2 separate regions of the Homo sapiens genome follow, and region 1 is linked to region 2. The links are chromatin loops, found by intact Hi-C in ENCODE. Cell type or tissue: thyroid gland. All regions are shown on one strand. Each heading gives the region's core, and the rest is flanking DNA. Links, peaks and the distances in the headings are about the cores only. Region 1 overlaps SMPD4 (sphingomyelin phosphodiesterase 4). Region 2 has its middle 5.1 kb from the start of TRE-TTC1-1.

Region 1 (6,563 bases), core at 695-5,694, 180 kb after region 2:
GGATCCCAGGCCAGGATTGGAGGGAGGGCCTGGGCTGAGACTGGAGGAGGAGAAAGACCCTGGTCTAACTTCCCACCCCACTGGTGCCCTTCTAGTTGGGCAGTATAGGTACAGGTATTATGTCTCATACTTTTCTCCTTCTGTCTTTTTTTTTTTTTTTTTGAGATGGAGTCTCACTCCGTTGCCCAGGCTGGAATGCATTGACATGGTCTCGGCTCACTGCAATCTCCACCTCCCAGATTGAAGTGATTCTTCTGCCTCAGCCTCTTGAGTAGCTGGGATTACAGGCATGTGCCACCCACCCGGCTAATTTTTGTATTTTTAGTAGAGATGTAGTTTCACCATATTGGCCAGGCTGGTCTCAAACTCCTGACCTCAAGTGATCTGCCTGCCTTGGCCTCCCAAAGTGTTGGGATTATAGGCGTGAGCCACCGCACCTGGCCCTTTCTTCCAAAACAATGCAAATTCATTGCCCAAAGACTTAACAATACAGATAGAGAAAAATAGCCAGCCACGATGGCTCATGCTTGTAATCCCAGCACTTTGGGAGGTTGAGGCAGGCGGATTGCCTGAGCTCAGGAGTTTGAGACCAGCCTGGGCAACATGGCGAAACCCCTGTCTCTACAAATACAAAAATTAGCCTGGTGTGGTGGTGTGTGCGCCTGTGTTCCCAGCTACCCGGGAGGCTGAGATGGGAGGATCCCTTAAGCCCTGGAGGCAGAGGCTGCAGTGAGCCGAGACCACGACACTACAGCGCGGGTGACAGAGTGAGACCCTGTCTCAAAAAAAAGAAAATGCCTCCCACCCCATAGCTCCATCTTCAGACTCAGCCACTTATCTCTGGGGTGTGTCACTTGGACCTGTGGGGACAGTTTCCTGACGGGGAGACTTGAGTGGGTAGCGATATGGGCAGTGGCCCGTGCGGGGTCTACAGCATACCAGGATATACCTGGAGGCTGGGCCCTGCACCAGCCTCAGCAGCACAGATGTGTTACGGCCCAAAGGGCTAGGGGACAAGTGTGGAGAGGCGAGCATGTCCACTCAGACTCAGGGTCCTGCCCTCAGCACCCCTACTTCCCTGCCCTCGTCTACTCTCGATGCGCCCACCTGCCCTCCCAATGCTAAACAACCAGAGGAAGCCCATGGCCACCAAAAAGGCTTTCCTCTCCGGCTAGATCTCCAGGATCCTGCTTGTATGTTACAAATCAAAAGTTTGGCCTAGGCTGGACACAGTGGCTCACGCCTGTATTCCCTCTCTTTGGGAGACCTGAGGTCAGGCCAACATGGTGAAACCCCATCTCTATGAAAAATAAAAATTAGCTGGGCATGGTGGCACACACTTGTCGTCCCAGCTACTCAGGAGGCTGAGTCAGGAGAATTGCTTGAACCTGGAGGCGGAGGTTGCAGTGAGCCGAGATTGCGCCACTGTGCTCCAGCCTGGGCGACAGAGGGAGACGTTGTCTCAAGAAAAAAAAAAAAAGTTTGGCCTAATATGCTTGACTGTGCTTTTGTCTTGGGGTTTTCCTGACCACAGGTCCCTGGGCAACAGAGGAAGTGACGCCCGGGGCTTCTACTGGGCCGAGTTCTCATCTGGCTGTGTCCAGGATGAGGAGCAGGTGGGAGGAATTGGGGAGGAAAGTGAAGCCATGGGGTTCTTATTTTTGAACCAGGTCTTACTCTCACCCACGCTGGAGTGCAGTGGCACGATCCTAGCTCACTGCAGCCTCAAACTCCTGGGCTGAAGTGATCCTCCCACCCTAGCCTCCTGAGTCATTAGGACTATAGGTGTGCACCACCACACCCAGCTAACTTTTAAAAATTTTTTGTAGAGACAGGGTGTCCCTATGTTGTCTAGGCTAATCTCGAACTTCTTCTTAGCGATCTTTCCACCTTGGCCTCCCAAAGTGCTGGAATTACAGGTCTGAGGCACCACACCTGGGTTCCATGTGCTTTCTGCACACACTTGGGAGGCAGGTGGGAGACCCTGGATCCAGAGCTTGTGGGTGATGCTGGCTTTCTCCTGCCCTGGGGATCAAGACAGGCACCAGCGCCCAAGGGCACAGCCTGTGCCACCCGCTGCGGATTTGCAGCCGTGCAGAAGCAGGGCTGGGAGGCCCTCTGCAGATGTGTCTGTCTTAGTGAGGCCTCCCCAGGGCTGTGTGGGCGCTGGGCCAAGCACTTCCATACCACAAGCTGGTCACAGTTCAGACCAAGCAGTGCAAGGCACATCTGGGTGCCAGGCACAGTGGTGCCCCATGGGGTGGCCCCACTCCTGGCCTGGCTCATGCCTCCCGTGGGGGCAGCAGAGCAACTGGCTCAGGGCGGGATGTGGTCAGACCTGGAGGCGGAGTGCTATGGGTGCCACGCTCCTTCCCAGGCCCTCACCCCTCCTTCTCCACCCAGGAGTCGTTCACGCCTACTGAGGAGCATGTGTTGGTGGTGCGCCTGCTGCTGAAGCACCTGCACGCCTTTGCCAACAGCCTGAAGCCAGAGCAGGCCTCACCCTCCGCCCACTCCCACGCCACCAGCCCCCTGGAGGAGTTCAAACGGTGGGTGGCCCTTGCGGCTTCCCACCACTGCCGTCTCCCCCACTTTCCCCTCCTAAGGTGTCGCCCACAGCGACCTCTCCCCAGGGCATGGAGGGCAGGGTGAGGGGAGTCCCTTTCTGTTCACAGAGCACGTGAGGCCTCTCCAGGCCTAGGCAGGTGTCCTCTCACCCCGCCCAGTTGGCTCCCAGAGCCTCTCTCTCCAGACTGGCCAGAGAGGCCCCATTGTGCTGCCATCTCTTGCATCTCATATTCTTCAACCCTGTCAGAAGAGTTGGGGTGGCCCTGACTGCCAGGCCCACCAGGGCCAGCAGAGTGGGCTGTTTGTATGGGACGGAGGGTGAGGTGTGTGCAGGAGTTGTGCTGACTCGGCCGCCTGCGTGCTGTGTGTCCTTGGGATGTTCCCTAACCTCTCTGAACCTTGATTTCTTCCTCTGAAGAATGGGGCTGAACCTCCCGGAGGTGCCCAGTGCTCTCCCCCGGCGGAGCCAACCCTCACTGATGGGAGCCCTGGGGTCATCTGTGAGCAGGGCCTCCTTACTGGGCAAGCAGCAGGTGACCCTCCCCATCCCCTGCAGGGCTGCTGTCCCGAGGTTCGTCCAGCAGAAACTCTACCTCTTCTTGCAGCATTGCTTTGGCCACTGGCCCCTGGACGCATCGTTCAGAGCTGTGAGTGTTGGCCCCGTCACACGTGTGCCTGTGTCCTCTGTGTGCCTTGAGGTGGGAGGTCCTTTGGGGCAGATAAAGGAGGAGAGCAAGTGTTATCACAGAGGCCTTGGCAAGGAGGGGGTCTTGGAGGGCCACATTGTTCTTTCTGTTTGAGTTTCCAAAGCCAGCCCTCAGGAAAGCCCTGCCCTGTCCCACCTGTCTGGTGCAGGGCAGGTTCCTACCCTTACCTGACCAGGGAGTACTCTGCCCCCTGGGCTGGGAAAAGCCCACCCTGGCTTCTGGAGGGCCAGCAAGAGCCAAACCTCACAGGGCTGTGCATGTCTCTCCTGCGCCCTCTGGAGGAAGTGAGAAGAGTCAGTCCCACCCAGCTGCCGCCTGGTATCTGGGCTCCAGGCCACCGAGTATTTGGCCCCCAGCCACGGAGCCCTTAGCACACACCTCCCCCACAGGTCCTGGAGATGTGGCTGAGCTACCTGCAGCCGTGGCGGTACGCGCCTGACAAGCAGGCTCCGGGCAGCGACTCCCAGCCCCGGTGTGTGTCGGAGAAATGGTGAGCCTCAGCTCCTCTCACAGACATGCCACTGGCTCCCCCAGGTGGATATTGTTCCAGTGGGTGGAGGCCAAGCCAGCGGCCTGTGCTGGGGTCAGCCTGGCCCTGGCCCCCGTGGCCTCCTGAAGTCCTCTCCCAGCCCCTGCCGAGCGGAACACAGACCAGCCTTTTCCTAGGCTCAACTTTGCCAGGCCCTAGAATTGGTTTCTTATGGAAGCTGTGGGTGACCCATCCTGCCCTGTCCCCTCTCCCTTCTGTCCCAGATGAGTGTTTAGCCACCCCCAAACTATCCCTTGACCTTCATCAGCACAGAACAGAGCAGCGGTGATCAAGCAGGGGATGAGGGAGGCTGTCTTCCCCTCATCCCCTGCTTGATCCTCACAGCGGACCCCCAGGCTTCCGTGGCACCTGGCATGGCCACTGATCCCTCCCCTCCTTGCCCAAGGCATTCCCCTTTGGACCCTCTGGGGGATCCTCCCTGAGCCCCCTCAGGCTCTGGGCTGGCCTCTGCCATGGTGGCCTCCATCCACTTGGAAAGGGGCCTCAGCCTTGCTAAGGATGTGGCATCCTCAGAGGGCCTGGGTCTTACCTGCCTCTGTCCTGTCCTCCCTGCCTGCCCGTGGCCCCCTGAGCTGTCATCTGTGACAGCTTGTCACCTTGGCTAAGGAGAGTCTGAAAGCCCAAGGGTGAGCAAGGGCATTAGGGGCACGGACCGGGCATTAGGGGCATGCTTCCAGTTGGAAGGCTGGCCCCAACCTGCCACCTCGGTCCCCAGGGCACCCTTTGTCCAGGAGAACCTGCTGATGTACACCAAGTTGTTTGTGGGCTTTCTGAACCGCGCGCTCCGCACAGACCTGGTCAGCCCCAAGCACGCGCTCATGGTGTTCCGAGTGGCCAAAGTCTTTGCCCAGCCCAACCTGGCTGAGATGATTCAGAAAGGTAAGTCCTCAGCCTGGGCCAGCCCGGTATACGTCAACCCAGCCAGACCAGGGCCAGGCCCTTAGCTGGGGGTGGCTGGTCTTTAAGAGGGACCCACACGCCCAGAGTGGGCCCCGGCAAAGGGTGCTGTGGAGACTCCTGGGACACGTCTGTGTGGTGAGGTCTGAAACCGGCTGGATCCTGCCTGCCCTGCAGCCACCAGGCACTGGGTGGGGGATCGCAGGTGTGCCCACAGAGCGGGCCGGCACGGTCCAAGCTGCGGCCCCGTGACCCCGCTGTTTCTCCCTGGCAACTCGTGTTGGCCGCTTCAGGAGGTGAGCCTGGTCTCTGCCTTGCATTCATCCTGGCTGGGTTGGGCGTTGGTTTCTGTCGATCCTCCTGTTGTTTACCTCCTGCAGACACTGCTAGGGGCTCTGTGAGCCAGCAGCTCCCCCATCCGCCCTCCCCATGTCAGCCACCTACTGTGTGGGAGATGCTGCCAGGCAGGGCCTCAGGAGGACACCCCTGGGTCATGGCTCCCCAGACACCTCAGAGACACCCCAGAATCCTAAGGGCAGCAGTCGGGTACTCTGCCTCCGGGAAGTGGGTGCCAGGTTCGTCTCCTGCCTTCTAGGTGAGCAGCTATTCCTGGAGCCAGAGCTGGTCATCCCCCACCGCCAGCACCGACTCTTCACGGCCCCCACATTCACTGGGAGCTTCCTGTCACCCTGGCCACCAGCGGTCACTGATGCCTCCTTCAAGGTGAAGAGCCACGTCTACAGCCTGGAGGGCCAGGACTGCAAGTACACCCCGATGTTTGGGCCCGAGGCCCGCACCCTGGTGAGTGGTTCGGCGGTGCCTGTCCTCAGGGCCCCTGGAGCCATGGGGCTGAGCAGAACCCGGGAAGTGCTGTGATCCAGCAGGAAGGAGGGAGGCTGGGTATAGATTTGACGCCATATCTCCTTCCCCCGTTTTAGTAAAGTCTAATTTTTTCCTGATAACGAAGGCAGTGTTTCTTGGGAAATTTCAAATGTAGAAGATCATCCTTTAGTCTTTAAAAGTCTTCTGGCAGAAGCCACTCCTCCTGACGCTCAGCAGTCTGGCTGTGCATTGCTCTTGGGGCTGCCTGGGTGGCAGCACAGGCCTGTCCTGCTGGTGACCTGCCCGCGCCTCCCTTGCAGGTCCTGCGCCTCGCTCAGCTCATCACACAGGCCAAACACACAGCCAAGTCCATCTCCGACCAGTGTGCGGAGAGCCCGGCTGGCCACTCCTTCCTCTCATGGCTGGGCTTTAGCTCCATGGACACCAATGGCTCCTACACAGCCAACGACCTGGACGAGATGGGGCAAGACAGTGTCCGGAAGACAGATGAATACCTGGAGAAGGCCCTGGAGTACCTGCGCCAGATATTCCGGGTACGAGCTATGGGGCCTGCCCCACCGCCATCAGGGTCCCCTTCCCTGAAGGATCCACTCCACCCAGCCTGTGGTCAGCCACCTACCAGTCCCAGGCCCCACACATATGGACCCAGTGTTGTGGGAGGCAGGCCCACACCCCGAGCGTCATAGCTGGGTCCCCTTGTTGCCACTGTTGTAGGCTGGTGGGGTGAAGACTGGTCCCCTCTCTTCATCTTGATGCTGAGGGCAGTGGCATTTCTCTCTGGCAGCTCAGCGAAGCGCAGCTCAGGCAGTTCACACTCGCCTTGGGCACCACCCAGGATGAGAATGGAAAAAAGCAACTCCCCGACTGCATCGTGGGTGAGGACGGACTCATCCTTACGCCCCTGGGGCGGTACCAGGTGAGAGGCCCGTGTCTCAGAGGCGCACAGGCTGGGCCCTGACCCGTCCCCAGCTCCCTCCTCCCTTGTGAGCAGAGGCCAT
Region 2 (6,563 bases), core at 579-5,578:
TTTTAGCCTCTGACATTTACAGCTACAGCAAACAAGAAACACAGCCTCCCTCCTTAGTCAGATAAATATAAAACTTCACACTAAAAGCCTATTTACCTCAGTTCCTCTCACCTTATGCATGTTTGGCTTTCAACAGAAAATTACAAGATGGGAGATAAAACATTTCTGCAGCAGAATGCCTCCATCAGCCAGTTGCCTGCCTGTGGAATTTTGGAAGCCCCATGGCCTTCCTTTATTCCATTCCATCTCTGTCCCTTAGATTCCAGGCTGCCATGTTTCTACTGCTATCAGAATCTCAAAACCTTTGTCTCCTGCATAATTCATGGGGTTTCAGCCAACAGACAAAGGGGCCCTCCACAGATCTTTCCTTGGTAACCCCATCTCTATTTCTGGCTTCTGCTGAGGTGGTGGAGTGGTTCCATGAGTCACATGTCCAATCTCTTTAGCAAAATGTTATCCAGCCACACCCTTGGTCCTCTTTCCAGAGTACACTTTCTAACAGTGAGTTTCCTAATTTTTGTAGTCTTTGTAATCTGGACATCCCGAGAGCCCCTAAATCATTAAGTGCCAGCTCCTTTCTGCTTGACTGTTCTTTGCTCGATGTAACTTTTTCCTCTCACAGTTCCTATTAGCAGCAAGCAGGTTGTACCTTCAACACTTCCCTCAACTAAATATCCAAGCGTTTAATATCCAAGCTTATTATTTATCATGTCTACTTTCCACATAACAACAGAACACAATTTAGTCAAGTTCTCTACCACTTTATAACAAAGATCTCTTTTACTCAGCTGTCAAAGAATATGTTCCTCATTTCTTTCTAAGACCTCACCAGAGGCACCTTTAACATTAGGTTTCTACTAACATTCTGTTCATGACAATATATGTATTCTCTAAGAGCATCAGTCCTCAACCTTTTTGGCACCAGGGACAGGGGCTGGGGGGCTGGGAGGATTATGGGATGGCTTCAGGATGAAGCTGTTCCACCTTAGATCATCAGGCATTAGTTAGATTCTCATAAGGACTGCACAGCTTCGATCCCCAGCATGCACAGTTCCCAATAGGGTTCATGCTCCTATGAGAATCTAATGCCCCGCTGGTATGACAGGAGGCGGAGCTCAGGCGGTAATGCTGGATCACTGGCCGCTCACCTCCTGCTGTGTGGCCTGGTTCCTAACAGCCAGGGACCTGTACCAGTCCTTGGCCTGGGGGTTGGGGACCCCTGCTAAGAGGATAGAAGCTTCTCTACAGCTCTTCTCACTTCCTTCTGAGCTTTCATTAGAGTTACTGTCCACATCTCCATCAACTGTTTCCTTAATGGATTCTAGGCTTTTTCTATCACGTGCCTCAAACTTCTTCCAGCCTCTCCCTGATTCCAAAGCTCCTTCCACGTTTTAGTTATTTGTTACAGAAACATCCTACTTCCTGGCACCAGTGTCTGTATTGGTTTCCTAGGCTGCCACAGTAATTTAACACAAACTTCATAATTTATCCTCTCACAGTTATGAAAGTCAGAAGTCTGGAATCCAGGTGCTGGCAGACCTGTGTGTCCTCTGAAGGCTCTAGGGAAGAACGCTTCTCTGCTTGTCCTAGCTTCTGGTGGTTCTGATTGTCCCTGGCACTCCTTGAGTTGTAGCTACATCGCTCTGATCTCTGGCCCCATCCTTCACGTGGCCTTCTTCTCCATATGTATCCACGTGTCCTCTCCTTCTCCTGCAAGAACAGCAGTCACTGGATATAGAACCTACTCTAAGCTGGGTGTGGTGGCTCACGCCTATAATCCCAGCAATTTGGGAGAGCGAGGCAGGTGGATCACCTGAGGTTGGGAGTTGGAGACCAGCCTGACCAACATGGAGAAACCCCGTCTCTACCGAAAATACAAAATTACCTGGGCATGGTGGCGCATGCCTGTAATCCCAGCTACTTGGGAGGCTAAGGCAGAAGAATCACTTGAACCCAGGAGGCGGAGGTTGCTGTGGGCCGAGAGAGCGCTACTGCACTCTAGCCTGGGCAACAAAAGTGAAACTCCATCTCCAAACAAACAAAACAAAACAAAACAAACAGACAAAAAAAAAAAAAAAAAAAAAAAAACACACACAGAAAAAAGAGCCTACTCTAATCCAGTACAAATCACCTTAACTTAATTACATCTGCAAGATTCTATTCCCAAATTAAATCATCTTCTGAGGTTGTGGGTAGACACGATATTTTTTTTCTTTTTGATGGGGAGACACTGTTCAACCCAAGACAGAGCACGTGGAGGGACAAACTGCAAAAACAGTGGATTCCTATAACAAAGTTTTAAAAATGCTGCCTTGACCCACTTTTGAGGCCCTGGCTAGAGGTCAGTTTCCCTTCTTGGGCACCCGATTAAGTTCATACTTGCAACCACTGGACTCTCTCACTCTGAGCTAATCAAACCCCTCCCCACCCCATAACACGTGCTCTCTCGGGAACTGTGAGTAAAATGTTTCAGCGTCACTCATGTCTTATCTTTTCAATATCAGTCATTTCCTAATCTGAATAATGTTACCTAAATAATAATAAAACCTATTGAAGCAGCGGGCCCAGCAAGCAGGGTGGTTTGGTGGGCTACAATGACGGCCACTAGGCCGCCCTTGCTTACAGACTGGCCCCACCAGGTGGCAGCACCAGTCCGGGGCACAGCTACGTTTTGCCGTCTAACGGGTGTCTGGTGAATCTCATTCCTAAATTGTGAAACTTTGAGTCATCCAGAGTTTCTCCTAAACCAAGGTATCAAGTGCTTCGGGCAGCTCAAATTAATTGGCTACTTCTGGTTGTCAAAAAACTCCACAGAAGCGGGCAAGGAGTGAGGAGGGGGTGTGGCTCTCCTCCAGGTGCCATGGAGCCGGCTGAGTGGCTCCATGTCAGGCAACGCGGACACATGGCTGGCAACACAATCACTCTCTACGGCCCATTCCACCTTACGGCGGGAGACCGCACTGCCAGGACGGCCCAGGGCCTGGTGGCTCACGGGGTCGGTGCGCCAGCAGCCTCTTCCGGGATCCACCGCATCCCGCGAGTCCTTGATAGTATTTGTAGACTGCTGTGGTGTTGTCTGCCTTGATGCTGTCGCAGTTTGTCCCTCGAACCCCGTGCAGTACAAGGGCTCACACCCACGGAGACCGCTGGCACAGTGCTTAATAAAAAATGAAGGCCGGGCGCGGTGGCTCACACCTGTAATCCCAGCACTTTGGGAGGCCGAGGCGGGTGGATCACGAGGTCAGGAGATCGAGACCATCCTGGCCAACATGGTGAACCCCCGTCTCTACTAAAAATACAAAAAATTAGCTGGGCGTGGTGGCGGGCGCCTATAGTCCCAGTTACTCGGGAGGCTGAGGCAGGAGAATCGCTTGAATCGGGGAGGTGGAGCTTGCAGTGAGCCAAGATTGCGCCACTGCACTCCAGCCTGGGAGACAAAGCGAGACTCCGTCTCAAAAACAAAAAAAACAAAAAAACAAAAACAAAAATAAAAAATAAAAAATAAATCAAAGGGGAGGGAACACCTTCTTCCTGCCCTGTCCGAGACCCCCAACAAGGAGGTCACACAGTTGATTCCGGAATGAGAACCCCTGGACTCTGGCCTCGCAGAGCAGTGATGGTTGGGTTAGGTTGGTGAAAGTAGAAATGAAGAAATGTGGGTGAGTTCAAGAGATACTGATGTAGTGGAATTAGTGTGTCTTTGCAATGTTTTGGATGTGAGGGGTGAAAGAGCAATTAAAGCTGTTTTCCAGATTTCTGCCTCATGCAACTGTTTGTGCCTTTCACTGCAGAAACTGGAGACTAAACTGGACTGGAAGTGCGTAGTTTTTTCGTTTTTGTTTTTTGGAGATAGGATCTTGCTATGCTTTCCACGCTGGACTTGAATTCCAAGGCTGAAAGGATACCATCCTCCACCTCAGCCTCCTGAGTAGCTGGGACTACAGGTGTGTGCCCCTGTACCCAGCTTCATGAGTTTAGTTTTATACATGTTGAATTTTAGCTATCTTGGTTAAAGATTTCAAGGTAGAATATGTGGGTCTGTAGCTCAGTGGAGAGGCTGGTTATGTTGGTTATGTGTTCCATCTCGATGTTGAAGTTACTGATCCTTTCAGGGAGGTCTTGGAATGAAGAGGAATACTGAGCTAAGTGCCAGAGTCCCTAGTGAATGAAGAATTTAATTAGGGTATTTGTTAGATGGCACAACAAAGGGGGTTGGATAGAACTTTGGTTGAATGGTTTGGTCTCTTCACAGGAAGACTGCTTTCTACAAGAGGATGGGTTAGTAACGGTCTGGAAGTGGTGATGGGTACGAAGAGCTCACTGCTTCACCCTCAAGTGAAGAAATAACACTTGAGAGGATTTAGGAAAGGTAGTCTTGGCAGGAGAGAGCCAGGTTTTAATTTGAGGAGGTCAAAGGAATGCTTTAGACTAGTTAAGTATATGAAAGTTTGTATAATGGAAAGGTTTAGGGACTGTCAGAAGATGAGGTCTCTGCCTTTCTAGAAAGCATATTCTCTTTTCCTTACTATTTATGATGCACAAATTATTTACACTACAAAACCAAGCTTTTATAAATTTAAATCTATAGATTTCACATTTTTAAGGATATATAAAGTTTCTATAGCTTTACCCATTGAGTTTGGGTTTTGTTTCCCCTACATTTCTTTCTTTCTCTTTCCTTTCCTTCCTTTTTTTATCTTTCATCTTTCTTTCTCTCTTTCCTTTCTTTCTCCTTCCTTCCTTCCTTCCTCCATTTTTTTGAGACAGGGTCTGCCCTCTGTCACTTGGACTAGAGTGCAGTGGCACAATCTCGGCTCGCTGCAACCTCTGTCTTCCGGGTTTGAGTGATCCTCCTGCCTCAGCCTCCTGAGTAGCTGGGACAACAAGAGTGTGATACCATGCCTGGCTAATTTGTTTTTGTATTTTTTGTACAGATGGGGTTTTGCCATGTTGCCCAGGCTGGTCTCCTACTCCTGAGGGTCAAGCGATCCACCTGCCTCAGTCTCCCAAAGTACTGGGATTACAAGCATGAGCCACCGCACCCAGCCCACATTTTCTGCTTTTTATGTATCTGCTTTTCTATTTCAGGACTCATATGAATGAGCAAAACATATCTTGAACACTCATGCAAAAGAGTGTAAGAATCTAGCAGAGGCTTTATTGGCCTCTGAGACTTTGGATGCCAAAGAGATTCAAGTTGTTCTTGAGGGGAAGAAAGAAACTGGAAGTGAGATAACTCTCTTCTTGATAGGGATGTATTACTAGTTTCATTGAAGAATGGAAGCATTAGTCTCTCTTTGGCAATGCTTTCCCATCCATTCTTGAGTTAGTATAATTCAAGGGTGTGAGATACTTTGTCAGTCTATTGTCATGATGACACCTATTGCAAATTAGCAACCTTGCAGCATGCATATTTAAAAAAAGAACAATCAGGATTTAGAACAGCTTATTTGAGAAATGTCAGTCATAAAGTTGAAAGAAATGATTTTATGGTTGGTGACTCTACTAGATGCGAATAAAAATTGTGCCCTTAGCTCTTGGGAAGCATTTTTAATTTGCAAGCTAAAATTGTTGAAGGATATCCATTATCTCTTGATATTACCATTTATCTTTTATAATAAAATATTATTTGGTTGTTGGTAAATCATAATTTTATGTACATCAATGGAAACTTAAGATGCAGTAATTGTGCTTCAAATTAACTGCATATAAAATGTTTAAATCTAAGAGTAGAGAGTTGTAATTCAGTTACAATCAGAATTTAAATGGTTATAACATTTTAAAATGGACAATAAAAAAGGCAGACCATAAGAAGTACCGTAAAAGATGTGGAGAAACTATAACCCTCATACACTGCTTGTTAGAATAAAAAATTCTACAGTCACTTTGAAAACCACATCCATTTAGTTATAAGCATATTTCTTAATTTTAATGTGTCATGTTTTAATAAAATATGTCGGAATAAAGACTTTGGATTGAAAAAATAATACTGAGTAGTGGACATGATTTGGAGAGTTGGTACCTTTGAAACAAATATTTTATTTCTATGCAAATACCTTTCTGTCCCCACTCTGTTACACATGAATCCTTATTTTAGTCAGGAATATAATCTTTCCTTCCCTTTCACAATAGAAACTTAATTAAATTATATATAAAAGCGATGTTTTCTGAACTACTTCCATCTTCCATCACCATGACAATATAACGGGTGGCTAATCTGTTATGAATGTGAGAACGCATTTCATTAAAAAAATTACTAAGTTGCCAAACAGGGAGGGTGGGAGGACACTTATTTCTTAAATAAATCCTACTTCAGAGAGCTTGCTGTGAATGTTCTGCTTCTGGAAGCAGGTATTTGACTCATCCAGGAAATCAAGGCTGAGAGAAGGGCTGGTGGCTGGTGAGCTGCTTTGTCTGAGAAAGGGAGAATTGTTACTGTGTTGAGACTTGTCTGCACTCTCCGAATTTGTTTTGGCAAAGAATGCTTGAGTGTTTACAGAGGCCCAGATGTTGGTCACGGGCAAAAGACAGTGAGCCATTATGGGGAGGGAGGATCCATTTTA

The links. Peaks named below come from ENCODE experiments on the same cell type or tissue, not always from the same donor. Only the 100,000 strongest peaks of a DNase experiment are listed, where the experiment ranks them.
Region 1: it touches region 2 in a loop (5-fold over the local background); 40 of 110 quality-filtered maps call a loop at or near these places.

What each region holds. Positions count from the first base shown.
Region 1 is chr2:130,153,237-130,159,799 of GRCh38, reverse strand. It overlaps SMPD4 (sphingomyelin phosphodiesterase 4), which reads left to right. Exons shown (of 20, transcript NM_017951.5): 12 at 2,404-2,549; 13 at 3,125-3,215; 14 at 3,665-3,765; 15 at 4,541-4,704; 16 at 5,318-5,523; 17 at 5,865-6,098; 18 at 6,350-6,481. Among named protein-coding and RNA genes, the nearest start is that of CCDC74B, 11 kb to the right of the region's middle. RefSeq lists an enhancer at 1,487-1,586. In thyroid gland, for the core only: a CTCF peak has its summit at 3,558 (motif pointing left); DNase peaks (open chromatin) are centred at 2,219 and 3,629; H3K27ac peaks cover 3,027 bases.
Region 2 is chr2:130,328,810-130,335,372 of GRCh38, reverse strand. No RefSeq gene overlaps it. Among named protein-coding and RNA genes, the nearest start is that of TRE-TTC1-1, 5.1 kb to the left of the region's middle. RefSeq lists an enhancer at 2,428-2,978. In thyroid gland, for the core only: a CTCF peak has its summit at 2,635 (motif pointing right); a DNase peak (open chromatin) is centred at 2,642.